2 separate regions of the Homo sapiens genome follow, and region 1 is linked to region 2. A link is an interaction called in ENCODE POLR2A ChIA-PET data of the cell type or tissue named here. Cell type or tissue: Panc1. All regions are shown on one strand. Links, peaks and the distances in the headings refer to the core of each region. The heading gives the core; the rest is flanking DNA.

Region 1 (10,340 bases), core at 1,504-9,503, 75 kb before region 2:
ATGTGGAGAAACAGGAACACTTTTACACTGTTGGTGGGACTGTAAACTAGTTCAACCATTGTGGAAGTCAGTGTGGCGATTCCTCAGGATCTATAACTAGAAATACCATTTGACCCAGCCATCCCATTACTGGGTATAAGGATTATAAAACATGCTGCTATAAAGACACATGCAGACGCATGTTTACTGCGGCACTATTCACAATAGCAAAGACTTGGAACCAACCCAAATGTCCATCAATGATAGACTGGATTAAGAAAATGTGGCACATATACACCATGGAACACTATGCAGCCATAAAAAAGGATGAGTTCATGTCCTTTGAAGCGACATGGATGAAACTGGAAACCATCATTCTCAGCAACTTATCGCAAGGACAGAAAACCAAACATTGCATGTTCTCACTCATAAGTGGGAATTGAACAATGAGAACACATGGACACAGGAAGGGGAACATCACACACCGGGGCCTGTTGTGGGGTGGAGGCTGGGGGAGGGATAGCATTAGGAGATATACCTAATGTTAATGACGAGTTAATGGGTGCAGCACACCAACATGGCACATGTATACATATGTAACAAACCGGCATGTTGTGCACATGTACCCTAAAACTTAAAGTATAATTAAAAAAAAAAGAAATAAAAAGTATATTGCAGACAGTGACTACAGGTTCTGAGTTAAGCAAAATGGCAAGTTGTTTTAACCATACAGAAATATTTCACTTTTGCTGTTAGTAAAGGTTATCGAGGGTGTTTTATTTCAGTAGCCTCCTTAAAGTGTTATATGATCCTTGTCATTGGAGGATTATGAATGTGCTGCTTGTCTATTCTATGAGTACAAATGAAGTAGCCCAGCTATTCATCAGTGACCTGATTAGACATGCTCAAAAATGCTTGTAATTATGCTTTAAAAGTATCAGAACTTTTTCTGTTGTTATGTAGAAGATTTTCTGCATATTTACAAAATTTGTAAGCTCACATAAAAGAGTGATGGTAAGTGAGAAAGCTTCTATTCCAGTAGAATTTTAGTTCCTTATATTTAAGATAGAATAGCAACAGGATCTTAGAAAAAGGATTGCCACAGAATGTTTTTTATGAGTGTCTTTAATGCTGCATGAAATGCTGCTTTCACTTATTTATCATTTCCTCCTTTCTTTTCTCCTCTTTTCTGTTCTTATCTCTTATTATTCTTGTATCTAAAGCAGCATTTAGCAAACTCGAGGAGAATGAAGAGCATTGATGCTATGAAAGAAAAAGGCAGAGGCTGACATTTTGCTACTCAAGTTCTGATTCACAAATATTCATAAACTTTGAGACAACAAAGGTACAAACATGCATTTTTATTCAACTTAACATTCTAGTTTATGTTTCCTATTTCTCATTCTGCAAATTATGTTAAAATATAATTAATGCTATAATATATCAGCTTACACAACCATTCTAAGAATAATTTAATCCATCAATACATTTTAAACCAAGAAGGTAAATTTTTTACATTCTGGGGAATGTGTCAGAAATAAAACTCTTTACCCCAAACTTTATTTTAAAAAAATAAATGAATCGATAATCTCAGACAAAGCCAGTTTCAGTTCCTATTTTGCAAAAAGTAATATTACACTGCCAGGATAAACTCATTTGAAGTAGCAAGCCTTCAGCAAATGAAATATTTTCACTTGAGAATCATAGTTAGCATTCTAACTGCCTGTTTGTTATGTCATGGTAAAACATTTTTTGTTACCACAAAATATCGAACAGAAGAAAAACATCTGAAAGCAGAGTTAACTATGGAAATTTTTATTGACTGTGGTCAGGGAAATGCGTCTGCCTGATAAAAGGATTGTTGTTGTTTCTCAACCCCACACTAATAACCCAGCCTGCTCTTTTCAGTTATCAACAGCCGCAGGCATCCACGTCAGGGTGCAAGGTTTCATCTCGGGTTTGCTACTTGCCTGGGACAACAAGCTAACAGAGTTGCAAAGCTCTTTCTTTGCTGCTGGTGGACTGCATTGGTTTCAGGCTTCCTTTGGCCTTGCTCTGTCCCTTTCTGAAGATGTTTTACTTTTTAACTTTTTGTCTCCTTCTAGAAGGAACCAACACAGTGATCCTGCAATTCCTGTGGATTTCCTGATCATTTGTTGCATTTTACAAACTTTTGACTTTTTAGTATTTTACTTAACCATTTTTTTTTCCTAGTCCAAATCTAAAGCCACCTGCATCCCATATGCTACTGCTGTGGTTAAAATCTCCAAACTTAGGTGGCTCTTTTTCCTTAGCATTCACTTCTTGCTGGACTCCTTAGATGGATAATTCCCCTTTGTTCACATCTGGGGACTGTTATGTGGTTGTACTCTTTTGAGAGATGCTTTATTTAGGCTGTTTTATTTTCAAATTAGTTTGTTTTTTAACTTCGGATGATGACACTTCTTCTCTCCATACAAGACAACCTCAAAACCAGTCCTGACTGCTAACACTCAGTGAAGACAGGCTCCTGAGATTTCCACTTGTTTTTTCAGGAAATGTGACTATATTTTCCCTGTGCCACAAGACATTGTCTGAAATAATGGGGCACGTTCCTTTGGTGCGTTCAGCCCACGCTTATCAGCTGTGACTGAATCAGGTGTATCTGACAAAGTTGATCTTCCTGCTGATGGAGATCAGCCAGGAGGTGCTGATTCGTGGTCCTGCTGAACCTCTGGTCACTCTAGAGAGGTTTATAGTGACCCTACTCTTTGTTAGTATGTTTTGTAACCATTTATAAAATTCACATACATTAAATTCAACTATTTAGACTACATTTAATTGCTTTTCCTATATTCACAGGGTTGTGCAATCATCACCACAACCAATTTTACGACATTTTCATTACTATCCTCAACAAACCTTACGGCCATTAGCAGTCACTTCCAAATTCTCCCTAACCCCACTTTCCAGGCAATAGCTAATCTATTTCCTGTCTCCATAGATTCATCTATTCCAGACATTCTACATCAATGGAATTATATAATATGTAGTCTTTTGTAATGACTTGTTTAGTATAATTATTTCAAGATTCATTTACATTGTAGCATGCAACATATTTCCATTTTATTGCTGAATAACATTCCATTGTATTAATATGCCTCATTTTATCCACTTATGAGTTGATGGGCATTTGGATTGCTTCTACTTTTGGCTCTTATAAACATTTTTGCACAACTTTTTGTGTGGATACATGCTTCCATTACTCTTGGGATGTGTGATAAATGCATGTTTAAAGTTTTCAGAAACAGTCAGAATGTTCTGAGTTTGCTCCATTACTTTACATTCCCCTAAAAGTGTATGAAGGTTCCAGTTTATCTACATCCTGACTAATGCTTGTCATTATCTGCCTTTTTCAGTATAGCTACCCTAGTGAGTACAAAGTGATATGTCATGATTTTGATTTGTGTTTGTCTAATGACTAATAATATTGAGCATATTTTCATATACATGTTGGTCATTTGTATGTATTATTTAGAGAAATGTCTATATCTACTTTGTCTATTTTTAATTGGATTATTTGTCCTTTTATTATTAAATTTTAAGGGTTTATATATATATTTTAGATGCAAATCTTTTATAAGGCATACAATTTGCCTATATTTTCTCTCATTCTGTGGGTTGTCTACTTTCTCAATGTTATTTTTCTTGAAGCATGAAAGTTTTAATTTTGGCTAAACTCAATTTATTTATTGTTTTCTCTTTTTGTTCTGTGTTCTTGATGTTTGTGTTGACCCTTGAAGATTGATAAGTTTCATTTCTGTTTTTTGTGCCTCAACAGTAACATTAAATTAAAATCCATTCAGGAAGCAGCTGCAATAAATAAGGGCGAAGTTCATGGTAGGTGGCTGTTTAAGGTGCTTTTCCACTTAGGAAGTATGATCTTAGGGATGCCAGAGTTTAAACCTGCACATCTTCAGAAGACTAGATTTTACCTGAAATCTAAAGACAAATTTAAAATTGGTTAAAACAAGGGAAAAATTCAAGAGATGTGTGAATTATTTCCGGGCTTATCATACTAGGAGTAAGTATTTTTTTAGCATCATCTCCAAGCATCATACCCATTATGACAGTTGATCCTCTCCCACGTGCACCTACTAGATCATTTTATTCTATCTCTAATTTCTTCCTACATTTATAAATTTCACTATTTAGTATATCTTAAGTTCTTATTTTTTATGGAACACAAAAGTATTATATTCCTAACCTTGCTTAGGGCATTTAGAAACATAAAATAATCTGGTTTGTAATATATGTTTATTGGTTTAATAATAATTGATTTTTTTTATTTTTACTTTTGGAGGGGAGAAGAACATATAAGAAAAGAAAAATTTAGTGATGGGGACTTTTTTTTTTTTTTTGAGACGGAGTCTCGCTGTGTCACCCAGGCTGGAGTGCGGTGGCGCGATCTCAGCTCACTGCAAGCTCCGCCTCCCGGGTTCACGCCATTCTCCTGCCTCAGCCTCCCTAGTAGCTGGGACTACAGGCGCCCGCCATCACACCTAGCTAATTTTTTGTATTTTTAGAAGAGACGGGGTTTCATCGTGTTAGCCAGGATGGTCTCGATCTCCTGACCTCGTAATCCACCCACCTCGGCCTCCCAAAGTGCTGGGATTACAGGCGTGAGCCACTGTGCCCAGCCAGTGATGGGGATTATTCCTTACCTGTATTGTTGAACCAGGTTGTGGTTGATTAGATGACAAGCTTTCCTTATGGTATAAGCCTGGGATTTTGTATAGAGACACTCATTAGGACAGAAGCAAGAGCTGAACACCTTCCCCATTGGGAAGTTGTCAACACAATTGATCTGGTTCCTGAGTCTTTACTAAATGCTGTTGTACCTATTTGAAAACATGGGAAATCTTTTGCATACATATATACTAACAACAGTCTATCAGAATGTCCATCTGTTTATTATTTGTTGAGAAAACAAGTGAAAGATTCTTTCACCCCAAATGTATTCACTACCAATGAGTAACTGATAGATTTTCCCTCAACCCTATACCAACAGAATAAATTTCATGAAATAAATGAGCTGGAGCTAAGATACTATTCACCCCTGTCCTGATCTAAATGAAGTATATTTTACATGACATACTAAACTGAAGTATATGATTTTATGTGTAATGTCACCAGGGAGTGATGACTATCTGGGCCGGTGGCACAGGGGTAAAAGAATTTACCAAGAGAGTTGTAGATAAAGGCAGATTTATTCATATAAGTTGGAAAATACATCGCAAAACAGCAACATGCAGACAAGCAGAAGCGACAGCAAAAAAAAAAACACAAAGGTTTGCTGGAGATTTTATAGCATAGTTTTTATGCAGTATGCTGAAGTGGGCTTTGTGCAGTACTGATAATGCCAAGGTTGTAGTGAGCTAACTTTCAGGTGTTTGGTGATAGTTGGGCACGGAAGATTGTGAGTTATTTACACAGGAAGGCTATGTGTCCCGGACTACGAAGAAAGGCATACTTGTAGCTTATCTGCTTTTTGTTTTTCCCTGGTCCTACCAGCCTGACTTCTTTTCCCTAATTAGGACTTCACATTTGAGATATGTCTTCTTATATTTGCTCATGTTCTGGACAGCCTATGATGAGTTATTGGCACATACTTCAATTTAAAATGTAGGTTAGTACTCAAATTTACATGCCGTTTAGACAAAGTACAGCAATTCATTGTTCATGATAATAAGTCACTCCCCAGAGAAACAAAAGCCATCTATTTCAGGAGTCCACAAGGGAGGACATGCTAAAGAAACTGGAGTAAAGGAACACGCCTTATCCCAATTCTCTCTAAACAAACTTGCAGAAATATCCAAATTAAAAGTTCATAAAACCAGCACTTCAGGAAAAGAAAGAGGCCATTTCAATGAGTGTTAGCACAATGAAGGAAATAGGAGCAGCACCCACTTATCCCTCCCTCCTTCTTCTCAATCTCTGACCTTATTCTTGGGGCAAGATGCTATCAAGGAGCCTGCATTCTTCTTGTGCAAGGATGGAATGAAACCATTGCTGCTTAGCCCACAAGACCTTATGTGAGTTTGGTCACTGCCAATAGCATGTGTTGTGGCAAATTTCATAAAGTCCTGTTGGTTTTAGTACTCTTTTGAATAAAAGATGCACACAGATGGATAAGCACTTCCATTCTTTGCCTGGAAAGGTGGTGGCTACACGTTGCACCTCTGGAATGTGATGATATTGATATGAATCCTTAGTATGTCACTTGTCAGTGATGTTACTTAGCAATTTCCTCTGCAAAATAAGGACAATAATAGTCCTTGGTTGATTGGGCTAGTAGATAATTAAATTACATATTATGGATAAGCACGTACACTCTGCTTGCCATGAAGGGGTCGATAAATGCTAACCCAATATTTTACCCTAATTATACCCATCCTCTATACGATATAAAATAATTAAGAGTTTTTATTAATATTTCAATATGATAATATCTCCTTATATTCTCCATTCTACCTTTTTATGGCCATTGCTGTCATGAAGAAGAAATGAAGCTTTCTAATGGCTAGCCATATGCAGAAGACTGAAGCTGGACCCCTTCCTTACGCAATATAAAAAAACAACTCAAGATGGATTAAAGACTTACACATAAAAACCCAACAGTATAAAAACCCTGGACGACAACCTAGGCAATACCATCCTGGACATAAGTATAGGCAAAGATTTCATGACAAAGACACCAAAAGCGATTGCAGCAAACCAGAAATTTGCAAATAGGATCCAATTAAACTCAACAGCTTCTGCACAGGAAAAGAAACTATCAATGGAGTAAAGAGACAACCTGCAGAATGGGAGAAAATATTTGCAAACTATGCATCTGAAAAAGGTCTAATCTCCAGCATCTATAAGAAAAGAAAATGTATAAGAGAAAAACAACCCCATTAAAAAGTGGGCAAAGGACATGAAAAGACACTTTTTAAAAGAAGATATACATGCGACCAGCAAGCATTGCAAAAAAGCTCAATATCACTGATCATTAGAGAAATGCAAATCAAAACCACAATGAGATACTATCCCACACCAGTTGGAATGGCTGATAGTAAAAAGTCAAAAAATAATAGATACTGGCAAGGATGCAGAAAAAGGGAACATTTATACACTGCTGGTGGGAGTATAAATCAGTTCAACCATTGTGGAAGGCAGAACTACCAAAGAGCTGAAAACAGAACTACCATTCTACCCAGCAATTCCATTACCAGGTATATACCCAGAAAAATATAAATAGTTCTATCATAAAGACACATGCACACACAAATGTTAATTGCAGCACTATTCACCAGAGCAAAGACATGGAATCATCCTAAATGCTCATCAACGACAGATTGAATAAAGAAAATGTGGTACATACACACAATGGAATGCTATACAATCATAAGAAATGGGCTCTGGCCAGGCACGGTGGCTCATGCCTGTAATCCCAGCACTTTGGGAAGCTGAGGTGGGTGGATCATGAGGTCAGGAGTTTGAGACCAGCCTGACCAATGTGGTGAAACCCCGTCTCTGCTAAAAATACAAAAAAAATTAGTCAGGCATGGTGGCACGTGCCTGTAATCCCAGCTACTCAGGAGGGCTGAGGCAGGAGAATCGCTTCAACCCGGGAGGTGGAGGTTGCAGTCAGCCGAGATTGCACCACTGCACTCCAGCCTGGGTGACAGAGCAAAACTCCGTCAAAAAATAAAAATAAATAAAAATAAAAGAAATGGGATCATCACACCTGTAATCCCAGCACTTTGGAAGGCCGAGGTGGGTGGATCACGACGTCAGGAGTTTGAGACCAGCCTGAACAGCATGGTGAAAACCTGTCTCTACTAAAAATACAAAAATTAGCCAGGCGTGGTGGCGCGTGCTTGTAATCCCGGCTACTCGGGAGGCTGAGGCAGGAAAGTCGCTTGAACCCTGGAGGCAGAGGTTGCAGTGAGCCAAGATTGCGCCACTGCACTCCAGCCTGGGCGACAGAGCGAGATTCATCTCCAAAAAAAAATGGGATCCTGTCTTTCGTGGGAACATGGATGGAGCTGGAGACCATTATCTTCAGCAAACTAATGCATGAACATAAAACCAAACATCGTATGTTCTCACTTACAAATAGGAGCTAAATGATGAGAACTTGTGATTGCAAACAAGGTAACAAGAGACACCAGGGTCTACTTGAGGGGGCAGCGTGGGAGGAGAGAGAGGTGCAGAAAATATAACTATCGAGTACTGGGCTTAATTCCTGGGTTATGAAATAATCTGTACCACAAACTCCTGTGACATGAGTTTACCTAGGTAGCAAAACTTCACATGTAACCCCAAAACCTAAAATAAAAGTTAAAAAAACACAATGTCTTAGCTATGAACAAGTTAACTTTTCTTTATACAAACGTTTTTGACAAATTTGACAAGTGAAGCTGTTTTTATAAAATGAAATAAAAGTATACATTATATTTTCTAAAATCCAAATTCTACATATAAACCCACAAGTGCAGCTCTCAGATTCTATAATTTGATTTTTTTCACATGTGGGAGGAAAGAGAAGAGCAGGTATCTCTTTCTAGGTTTTTGCTTATATCCAGAAACACCTTTAGCATGATAAAGATCCTTGACATTATATGTGAGAACTCAACTTGTATGAAACACAGAGCTCAGAATAACATTTGTACATGTATGGAACCATAATCTACGAGAGAAGTAGCATATCACATCAATGAAGAGATGAGCTGGTAAGAAATAATTATTCCATAGAAAATAATAAATTAGATTTCTTCCTCACAGTCTATGCAGAAATCAATACCTCCATAGCATGTCAAATGCATGCAGAAATTAAAGCTGATAACAACATACAAACTGTCTTGTAAGTTATGGTATTTTCCATTCTGATTGATCTGAGGTTCTCAGCTATGGGTTAGGTAGGGTTCTAAGATTTAGTAAATAACAATACAGACACTCAGTTAAATGTGAATCTCAGATAAGTGGTTAAGACATTTTTACATAATTATATGACAAATATTGTGTGCGATATGCTTGTATTAAAAATTCATTGAAAACCTGAAATTTAAATTTAACTGAATATTTTATGTTTTAACTAGAAATCCTATTTAAGATGGGGAAGGGAGATGATATAAATCTCACATCATGTTTCCAAAGAGAAGAATGAGGAAACTATGGAAATTTATCAAATGCAACAACTTATGCCTCCAAACTGGAATGTAATAACCACTGAAAATATCTTTCAAAAGTGAAGGTGAATAAAGGTATTTACTGATACAAACCTAAATAATTATTTACTATCAGGCCAATACAAATTTTAATGTAAAAAACACTCCTTAAGGTAGAGAAAAGATGATCCTATGAGGGAACTAGGAATACAGGAAGAAAAAAGTTAATGCAAAGGGTAATTTTGTGACTAAATATAAATGAATATTGATTGTAGAAAATTATAATAATGACTAACAAGTTAAATGTGAGAAGACTGAGTTTTCTATAAGGCAAATTCTTAAAGACTACCCTGAAAAGTTATGAAAGACTTATTACAATGACAACAATATTTTACCCTAATTATACCCATCGTCTATACAGTATAAATATGCACAACTCTTAACAATAGTGGAGTATATTTCTCCACCCCTTGAATCGGGGTTGTCCTTGTTCATTGCTTTGTCTGGTAATTTGAGGTGGAAGTGATGGTTTGTGCCAGTTCTCAGCGTACATTTCAAGAATTCTCATATAATTTCACTCTGTCACTTAACCCTGTTATGTCCAAGTAAATAAGCTTAGGTTAGCCCATAGAAACATCACAGAGAAGAAAACAAGTTGTCTCAGCAAAGGTAATTCTTAAGACATCAACATGAGAGAAAGGCAGCTAAGAATAGAAGAGCTTTGTAATCAACCTGCAAGTTGACCTCAGAGGTATGAATGGACACATCTTGAACCAGAAAAACCTGCCCACTTGACCGGTACACTTGTGATCAGTAGTAAATATTTATTGGTTTAAGCTGCTAAGTTTGGGAGTAGTTTGTTAAACAGTAATAACTAACTGATGAGAACCTTCATGCTGCTTAGCACAACACAACTTATATACAAGGTTGAATATAAAAGGTAGGAAAATATGCCAACAGCAACAAAAATAAAATATTTTAGCTATCATAATTTCAGAGAAAACAGATCTTAAGGCAAAAAGAATTATTATACTAAGAAAGATATTTCTTAAGAGTAAAAAACAACTCACCAGAAGTATATTTGAAATCTGTGTGGACATAAAAATGTGGATTCAAAATATATAAAGCAAGATTTACAGAAATTAAAAAATACATAAATAATTCCAA
Region 2 (10,340 bases), core at 936-8,935:
TGCTGAGCTAAAACTTAAGGGGCACCATCTGAAATATCTTGTAATTAAAATGTTTACTTTTTTCATAGAGATAATAATAGCTCATTATTGATTTTAATCTATATGTCTTTGGATTATTTTATAATTTGCCTTTTAACATTCTGTTTATGTATTATTTTCATATTGAAAGTTTGTTTTTAATAAGGTAGTTTCGTTGAACAATGCAGGTATGTATCCATGTATTCAGTCTTTGATTGTGTCTTTGGAGTTCATGCTTAGAAAGTTCACATCTTCGATATTCTAAAAATGCTCAATTACTTCCCTTTTAGAATTTCTGTGTTTAAAAGTTTTTGGATTTAAGTATTTGACCCATGTGGATTTAGTTGTAAGAAAAGAGACAAGAATATAGATTTTTCTTTTTCTACTCTTAATAAAGTATCACATTTGACCAAAGTTGCTCATGGTTTTATAAACTGGCTAGACAGATAGATGACATTTCTTTCTGAGAGACAGAATAAGAGAGAAATGAGTTTTTAAAATTCATTGTTATAATCCAAAGACTTATGAACGCAGATCACCGTTTTCAAAATAATTTTTTAATCTGCTTATTACTTTACATTAATTTTAGGTTTATATTATTAAAATTATTAAGTCAAAATTAAAAGCACAGTTGATATTTTGTTTGGATTTACTTAAGTATATTTTTAATAAATAGCTTAATACATATAAATACTATGTTCTTCTATTTATTAAAGCTTTCTATTTTTCCAGTGGAAGCAGCATTACAAAACAAAAGATGTAAATTATAGAACTGGGAGTTTTAATGTTGAAATAAAATAAATTCCAGAATGTGATAGAACAATAGGAAGGTTAATATTAGTCAACATGCTTCTAATGTATGTGTTTCTGCTGATTTTAAAATGTAATCATTTATCCTATTGCAATTCTAAGTTAACATTCTTCCAATGGACAAGAAACTAACTTAAAGCCACTACTAGAAATACTGTGGAAGATGATAGCTTAAATTCAACAACTCTCTCTGTCTTCTATATTTCTGCTACGGTGATTTGTCAATTCCATTAATAGTCAGTTTATGAGGATAGCATTTAACATATAGTTGCAGCCCTTTCATGTACTAATAATTTTCGGTTATCATATAGATGATTCAGGCAAGAAGTTCTTTCAGAGGCCAATTCACCATGCACTTCTTTGGAGGACAGAGAAGGCAGCCAATATGGACGCTTAATGGCTCGGACCAACGTTTCTGCGTTAGTCCTCTCTTGTGGTCTACCAGCCCACCACCACATGAGACACTTGACAATTATGCCCGCACAGCAAACTAGGGAAAGCACTTGAGATCTGAGCTGGTGAATGTGAGTAAATTGAGACTAGCCCGAAGATAGTAAAATATTACCAGAAATGTAGTATGTTTCAATAACTTGAAAGAAATAGTGTTAAAGAAAAAATATTAAAATATGTAGACATACCTAAGGGTAAAAAAAAAAAAACAGAAAATGATTTTATTATTATTATTATACTTTAGGTTATGGTATACATGCAGAACGTGCAGATTTGTTACATAGGTATACATGTGCCATGGTGGTTTGTGGCACCCATCAACCTGTCTCTACGTTAGGTATTTCTCCTAATGCTATCCCTCTCCTAGCCTCCCACCCCCAATAGGCCCCAGTGTGTGATGTTCCCCTCTCTGTGTCCATATGTTCTCAATGCTCAACTCCCACATATGAGTGAGAACATGCAGTGCTTGGTTTTCTGTTTTTAAAAATAAATACAGTAATATAAGCAATGTATATATATTTTGAAAAATATATGGTAGTCTAAAAAAATATTTTGTAATTCCATCTCTTTAAAGATAGAAATAATATTAAATTATTTTTGTATTAGGTTGTTTAAAAAAAGTATTTGTGAGATTTTATTTTTCTGTTCTCATGTTAGTTTGCTGAAAATGATTGTTTCCAGCTTCATCCATGTCCCTGCAAAGGACACGCACTCATAATTTTTGTGGCTGCATAGTATTCCATGGTGTATATGTGCCACATTTTCTTTATCCAGTCTGTCATTGATGGGTATTTGGGTTGGTTCCAAGTCTTTGCTATTGTGAACAGTGATGCAATAAACATATGTGTGCATGTATCTTTACAGTAAAATGATTTACATTTTCTTAGGTATATACCCAGTAATGGGATTGCTGGGTCAAATGGTATTTCTGGTTCTAGATCCTTGAGGAATTGCCACACTGTCTTCCACAATGGTTGAACTAATTTACACTCCTATCAACACTGTAAGAGCGTTCCTATTACTCCACATCTTCTCCAGCATCGGTTGTTTCCTGACTTTTTAATGATCACCATTCTAACTGGCGTGAGATGGCATCCCATTGTGGTTTTGATTTGCATTTCTCTAATGATCAGTGATGATAAGCTTTTTTTCGTATGCTTGTTGGCCACATAAATGTCTTCTTTTGAGAAGTATCTGTTTATATCCTTCACCTACTTTTTATGGGGCTGTTTGTTTTTTCCTTGTAAATTTGTTTAAGTTCATTATAGATTCTGGATATTAGCCCTTTGTCAGATGGATAGATTGCAAAGATTTTCTCCCATTCTGTAGGTTGCCTGTTCATTCTGCTGATAATTTCTTTTGCTGTGCTGAAGCTTTTTAGTTTAATTAGATCCCATTTGTCAATTTTGGCTTTTGTTGCCATTACTTTTGGTGTTTTAGTCATGAAATCCTTGCTCATGCCTATGTCCTGAATGGTATTGTCTAGGTTTTCTTCTAGGGTTTTTATGGTTTTAGGTCTTACGTTTAAGTCTTTAATCCAGCTTGAGTTAATTTTTGTATAAGGTTTAAGGAAGGGGTCTGTTTCAGTTTTCTACATATGGTTAGCCAGTTTTCCCAACACCATTTATTAAATAGGGAATCCTTTCCCCATTGCTTGTTTTTGTCAGGTTTGTCAAAGATCAGGTGGATGTAGATGAGTGGCATTATTTCTGAGACCTCTGTTCTGTCCAATTGGTCTATATATCTGTTTTGGTACCAGTACCATTCTGTTTTTGTTACTGTAGCCTTGCAATATAGTTTGAAGTCAGGTAGCATGATGCCTCCAGCTTTGTTCTTTTTGTTTAGGATTGTCTTGGCTATGTGGGCTCTTTTATGGTTCCTTATGAAATTTAAAGTAGCTTTTTCTAATTCTGTGAAGAAAGTCAACGAGAGCTTGATGGGGATAGCACTGAACCTATAAATTACTTTGGGCAGTATGGCCATTTTCATGATATTGATTTTCAAAAATAGCCTTCACCCAAAAACATAGCCACCAAAGTAGTAAATCAAACACTGGAATTATTAAGAGATAACTTCAAAGAAGCACAGTAGTACTTTAGTTTACTTTTCTCATGATATGACAATCACATGGGATGATAGACAAGGTATAAATGACCTAATTGATGAGGTACATCACGTACTCATATTCCACAAATATATGTGATATATTTCCATAGAATTTGATGAATAAATGCATATACATTTCAAAATCAACTCAAAATATTTAATTTGCTTCATTTTAATGTGTCTGTGAATAGTGACAACAATTAAGTAGAAATGTACTGCAATAAAATATCAATAAAAGTCTATAAAGTGATATATATGTATATGATTTTACACTCTGATCACAAATGAATTAAACTTGAAATTAAAAACAAGCAACAAATCTCCTTACTTGTAAAGCTAAACCACATCATTGAAACTAGCATAATGAATGGAAATAAACCAATAACTAATTCAAATGATTTCAAGAATATAATATGGATATAAATAATATGCATTAACTAAACCGACAAGATTTATTTGAAATGATACTCAGAATAAAATTTATATTATCAATTTTGAAGATTTAAAACAAGAAACTGCAAGTTGTAACCAAAATGGAACAAATAATTCAAATTAGAGATGCAGAAATAAAACTACAAAATAAACCTAAATATAAAAAGGAATAAAAAATAAAATATCTAAGCCAGATGGAGAGGTATGCACATGTAGTGCCAGCTACTGAGAAAGCTAAAGCAGGAGGATCTCTTGCCCAGGAGTTCAAGTATGTAGTGCACTGTGAGTGTGTCTACGAATAGTTACCACACTGCAGCTTGTACAACATAGTAAGACCACATCTCTTAATAAAAAATATCTCTAAACAACATTAGAATATAACTACGATACAGGCATACTTTGTTTTGTTGAACTTCTTTTCTTCGCACTTCACAGATTTTTAAAAATGCAAATCGAAGGCCGGGCGTGGTGGCTCACACCTGTAATCCCAGCACTTTGGGAAGCCAAGGTGGGCAGATCACGAGGTCAGGAGATCGAGACCACCCTGGCTAACACAGTGAAACCCCGTCTCTAATAAAAATACAAAAAAAAAAAAAAAAGAGCGTGGCATGGTGGCAGGTGCCTGTAATCCCAGCTACTCAGGAGGCTGAGGCATGAGGCAGGAGAATCGCTCAAACCCAGAAGGCAGAGGTTTCAGTGAGCCGAGATCACGCCACTGCACTCCAGCCTGGGTGACACAGTGGGACTCCCATCTCAAAAAAAAAAAAAAATACAAATAGAAGGTTTGTAGCAACCGAGTTGAACAAGTCCATCGGTGCCATATTTTTCAACTGCACGGGCTCACTTTGTGTCTCTGAGTCTCATTTGGTAATTCTAGCAATATTTCAAAAATTTTCATTATCATTTTTTCTGTTATGGTAATATATGATGAGTGAACTTTGCTGTTACTATTGTAACTGTTTTGGAGCACCACAAATCTTGCCCATAAGGGACAATGAACTTAAGTAGTAAATTCTGTGTATGGACTGACTACTCCATCAACTGGGCATTCCCCCTTCTCTCCTCCTCTCCTCATGCCACCCTAGTCCCTGAGACACAAAAATATTGAAATCAGGCCAATTAGTAACCTTATAATGTCCTCTAGGCATTCAGGTGAACGAGTCACACACCTCTCACTTTAAATCAAAAACTGGAAATGATTAAGCTTCATGAGGAAGGCTTGTGCATGTCTGAAGCTGAGACAGGCTGAGGGGTAAGCCTCTTGTAGCAAAAAGACGAGTTGGCAAAGTGAAGGTAAAGTTATCAAAAGAAATTAAAAGTGCTATTCTAGTGAAACATGAATGATAAGAAAGGGAAATAGCCTTATTGCTGATACTGAGAAAGTTGTAGTGATCTGGAGGAAAGATCGAACTAGCTATAGCATTTCCTTAAGCTAAAGCCTAATCCAGAGTAAGGCCCTAACTCTCTTCAATGTTATGAAGGCTGAGAGAAATGAAGGATCTACAAAAGAAAAGACTGAAGCTGGCAGATGCTGGTTCATGGGGTTTAAGGAAAGAAGCCATTCCTTAACATAAAAGTGCAAGTTGGAGAAGCAAGTGGTAATGTGGAAGCTGGAACAAGTTATTCAGAAAAATCAAGCTGAGATAATAATGAAGTTGATGACACTAAACAGGTTTTCAATATAGACAAAACTGCCTTCTATTGGAAAAAGATGCCATCTAGGACTTTCCAAGCTACCGAGGAGAAGTCAAGACCTGGCTTCAAAGCTTTAAAAAGACCAGGCTGACTCTCTTGTTAGGGGATATTGCAGTTGCTGACTTTAAGTTGAACTCAATGTTCAGTTATTATCCTGAAAATCCTAGGTTTTCTTAAGAATCATGCAAAATCTACTTCACCTGTGCTTTATAAATGGAACAATAAAGCCTAGATGACAGGATATTTGCTTAAAGTTTGACTTATGGAATATTTTAACTCCACTGATGAGACCTACTGCTCAGAAAAAAAATCCTTTCAAAATATTACTGCTCATTGACAATGTGCCCAGTCATCCAAGAGCTCTGCTGAAGATGTACATGGAGATTAATGTTGTTTACATGCCTGCTAACACAACACCCAGTCTGCAGCCTGTGGATCAAAGAGTAATTTTGACTTTCAAGTCTCATTATTTAAGAAATACATTTTGTAAGGCTATAGTTCCCATAGACAGTGATTCTTCTGATGAATCTGAGCAAAGTGAATTGAAAACCTTCTGGATAGGATTCACCATTCTAGATGCCATTAGGAACATTCATGATTCTTGGAAGGAGGGCAAACTATCAACATTAACAGAAATTTGGAATAAGTTGATTCTAACCCTCATGAATGACTTTTGAAGAATATAAGCCTTCAGTGAAGGAAGTAACTACAGATATAGTGGAAATAGCAAGAGACCAAGGCTTAGAAATGGATTCTGAAGATATGATTGAAGTACTGTAATCTTATGGTAAAACTTGAACAGATGAGGAGGTGCTACTTAGGGATGATGAAAGAAAGTAGTTTCTTGAGATAGAAACTACCCCTGGTGAAGATGCTGTAAACATTGTTGAAATAAGAACAAAAAATTTAGAATATCATATAAAATTAGTTGATAAAGCAACAGCAGAGATGGAGAAGACTGACTTCAATTTTGACAGAAGTTTTACTGTGTGTAAAATGCTATCAAATATCATCAAATGCTACAGAGAAATCTTTTGTGAAAGGAAGAGTCAATCAATGTGCAAACTTCATCATTGTCTTGTTTTAAGAAATTGCCACAGACACCCAACCGTTGTCAACTACCACCCTTATCAGTCAGCAGCACTCAACATCAAGTCAACAGCCTCCACCAGCAAAAAAATGATGACTTGGTGAAGGTTCAAAGGATCATTAGCACTTTTCAGCATTAAAATATTTTTAACTTAAGGTATATACATTGTTTTTTGACACATACTGCTACTGCATACTTAAAATGCTACCATAGAGTGTAAATATAACTGTTATATGCACCGGGAAACCAGAAAATTTGTGTTACCGCAGTGGTCTGGAACTGAATCTGTATTATCTATGAGGTATTTCTGTACGTTCACTTCACCACTCTTATTCAACATAGTACCAGAAGTTCAAGCTTCATCATTTGGCCAAAAAAAGAGATAAAAGGCATTCAGTTTAAAAAGGAAGAAATTAAACTCTTTTTATTTGGAAATGTCATAATTTTTTCCATCTTTAACAAGAGGCCTCCAAATAATGTGAGTTCAGAAGAGAATATTTTGAAGTTGCCATTAGTCTACCCATCAATGAACATCTATACCCATGTATTTGTCTTTGCCTCTGTTACAATAATAGATATGCTATTCCTATCTAAGGTTAACTTATTTACCTGGACAGTGGGCCTTGTGCTACCTGAACTGCTGAAGAATATTGCCAGGGTGATCCATCTTTCATTATGAATATTTTCCTTTGGACCTATTTGTTTATATAAGCATAAAATCATAATATGACTGTCTTATATTAAAAATAGCCTCTCTTGTGTCCACTACCCCTATAGCTATCACTTTGTTTCTTTGCTCCCTTTAGCAGAGAAACTTCTTAAAAAATTGTTTTTATCACCAAAAGCAATGGCAACAAAAGCCAAAATAGACATATGGGATGGAATTAAACTAAAGAGCTTCTGCACAGCAAAAGAAACTACCATCAGAGTGAACAGGCACCCTACACAATGGGAGAAAATTTTTGTAATCTACCCATCTGACAAAGGACTAATATCCAGAATCTACAAAGAACTTAAACAAATTTACAAAAATAAAAAATAAAAAACTCCATCAAAAAGTGGGCAAAGGATATGAACAGACACTTCTCAAAAGAAAACATTTATGCAGCCAACAGACACATGAAAAAATGCTCATCATCACTGGTCATCAGAGAAATGCAAATCAAAACCACAATGAGATACCATCTCATTTCAGTTAGAATGGCAATCATTAAAAAGTCAGGAAACAACAGATGCTGGAGAGGATGTGGAGAAGTAGGAATGCTTTTACACTGTTGGTGGGAGTGTAAACTAGTTCAACCACTGTGGAAGACAGTGTGGCTATTCCTCAAGGATCTAGAGCTAGAAATACCATTTGACCAAGCGATCCCATTACTGGGTATATACCCAAAGGATTATAAATCATACTACTATAAAGACACATGCACACATATGTTTACTGCGGCACTATTCACAATAGCAAAGACTTGGAACCAACCCAAATGTCCATCAATGATAGACTGGATTAAGAAAACGTGGCACATATACACCACGGAATACTATGAAGCCATAAAAAGGATGAGTTCATGTCCTTTGCAGGGACATGGATGAAGCTGGGAACCATCATTCTGAGCAAACCATCACAAGGACAGAAAACCAAACACCGCGTGTTCTCACTCATAGCTGGAAATTGAACAATGAGAACACTTGGACACAAGGTGGGGAACATCACACACTGGGGCCTGTCATGGGGTGGGGGGCAGGGGGAGGGAGAGCATTAGGAGAAATACCTAATATAAACGATGAGTTAATGGGTGCAGCAAACCAGCATGGCACATGTATAGCTATGCAACAAACCTGCACATTGTGCACATGTACCCTAGAACTTAAAGAATAATAAAAATTGAAAGAAAATTGTTTTTATTTCCTGTTTTTAATTTCCTCCCCCTATTTTCTCCAGAACTCTCTAAATTTCTGTATTTTGCCCAAAAGATGCTAAGAAGTCTGATTGTCATCAATACTCACACTGTTAAATCCAATAACTAACAGGCCTTGACTTACCAGCCACCTTCCTCGGTGCTGACTAGTCCATTCACATTGAGGTATTTTCTTTGCTTGGATTGCAGTATCTTATGGTTTCCTGATGCAATTTCTTTATCGCCAGACACAGGTTTTTCCTCTCCTTTGTTAATTCTTCCTTATCTATCCAATTATTTAATTTCAGAGTTTCTTAAAGTTCACACATTGGGTTATTTATTTTTTTGTCTATATTTATTTAATTTATTTAATTTTTTTTTTTTTTAGAGACAGGGATTCACTATGTTGCCAAGGCTGGTCTCAAACGCCTGAGCTCAAGGGATTCTCTTGCCTGACTTCCAAGTAGCTGGGATGACCAGGCACAAGCCAACATGTCCAACATTTTGCCTACATTTATTGATTAATATTTTCATCCAGACTCCTGGCATTAAATACCATCTATACATTACACACTACCTTTATTAATATAGGCTCTTTAAGAAAGAGATATTGAGATCAAGATTCAAGTGTAAGTAGTTTATTTGGCAGAGAGTGGGGGGAATAAACCTACAAAAATACCATTATACGAATAGGAAAGTTAGTGAGGAAACTAAAGATTAAAAATAAGTTTGTTAAGAAACTAGTTACCAGTGAAAAATAGGGCTTCAAATCCTTCTAGGGATCCAGGATAATTGGAGAAAAACATATGCTTAGATTGTCCCATCAGAAAGATGAAAGAAACAGGAATATTTACCCACCCTGATCTGTCATTAAGTGAGAGCTCTTTGGTAAAGGATGATAATCTAAAATTGAGAGAATATGCAAAGAAATAGTAAATATAAGGTGAGATGGGTGGGACCTCAATAACCCCCACTGCCCTCTCCACATTCTTTCACGAAGCCAGTAATTTCTTTAAACTCCTGACCTGTATATGCAAATGCCCACTTGACCTCTCCAACTAAGAGTTCTATTAGACATCTCAAAAGGAGTATGGTTATTGGGAAGCTCCTGATCTACACACACATTCTAAATTTATTCCTTTGCACTTTTCCTCATTTCACAAAAAAGGTAATTCCAGCCTTGCGATTGCTTAGGCCAAAACACACTGGAGTCCTTCCTGAGTCTTCTCATTCTTTGAAACTCCACCCCATCTAGAAAAGACTACCAGTATATCCTGTAGTCTTTTCTATACAGACACACCTCCCTTACCCCCTCACTGCTCACCTTTTCCTTGGCTACAACCTTTTCTGACCTAGAATACGTCAATGATCTTCCACCTGGTCTGTCTCATTCTGCTATGGCTTCCCTTATAGCATCCAGACTGATTCTAATTGAAAATTAAAACCACTCGTGCAATTTCTCTGCTCCGACTTTCTAATACCTTTTCATGTCATTAAGAAACAAGAAATATCTGTGAAATGCCTACAGGCACCTTAGAATAAATGTCCCCCCCCATCACCTCTCTAAGCTCATCACCTACTTGCTTGCTCCAATCTGGTCAGGCTGGCCTCCTTGTTGGGCCTCGGACATGAAAGCATGACCCCTTTCGGTGGCTTTGCATTTGTTGATCTCTCCTTATGGGACATTCTTACCGCATATCCACTGAGTGTCTCCCTTGCTTTCTTGATTCTTTACTGATGGCACTCACCCTGAGAATTTTATTTAAAAATTGCAGAAGAATAGTTGGGACTAGTCTTTCCCTAGTCCCCACTTCCCTTTCTTGCATTTTGTTCTCATAGCACCT

The links. Peaks named below come from ENCODE experiments on the same cell type or tissue, not always from the same donor. Only the 100,000 strongest peaks of a DNase experiment are listed, where the experiment ranks them.
Region 1: POLR2A ChIA-PET joins it to region 2 with 10 read pairs; 2 of 35 experiments call an interaction of 5 or more read pairs at or near these places.

The regions. Positions count from the first base shown.
Region 1 is chr5:19,017,142-19,027,481 of GRCh38, forward strand. No RefSeq gene overlaps it. Among named protein-coding and RNA genes, the nearest start is that of LINC02100, 280 kb to the left of the region's middle. In Panc1, for the core only: no CTCF peak of the experiment used is centred there; no DNase peak of the experiment used is centred there; H3K4me3 peaks cover 216 bases; H3K27ac peaks cover 2,938 bases.
Region 2 is chr5:19,092,762-19,103,101 of GRCh38, forward strand. No RefSeq gene overlaps it. Among named protein-coding and RNA genes, the nearest start is that of LINC02100, 350 kb to the left of the region's middle. In Panc1, for the core only: no CTCF peak of the experiment used is centred there; no DNase peak of the experiment used is centred there; H3K27ac peaks cover 643 bases.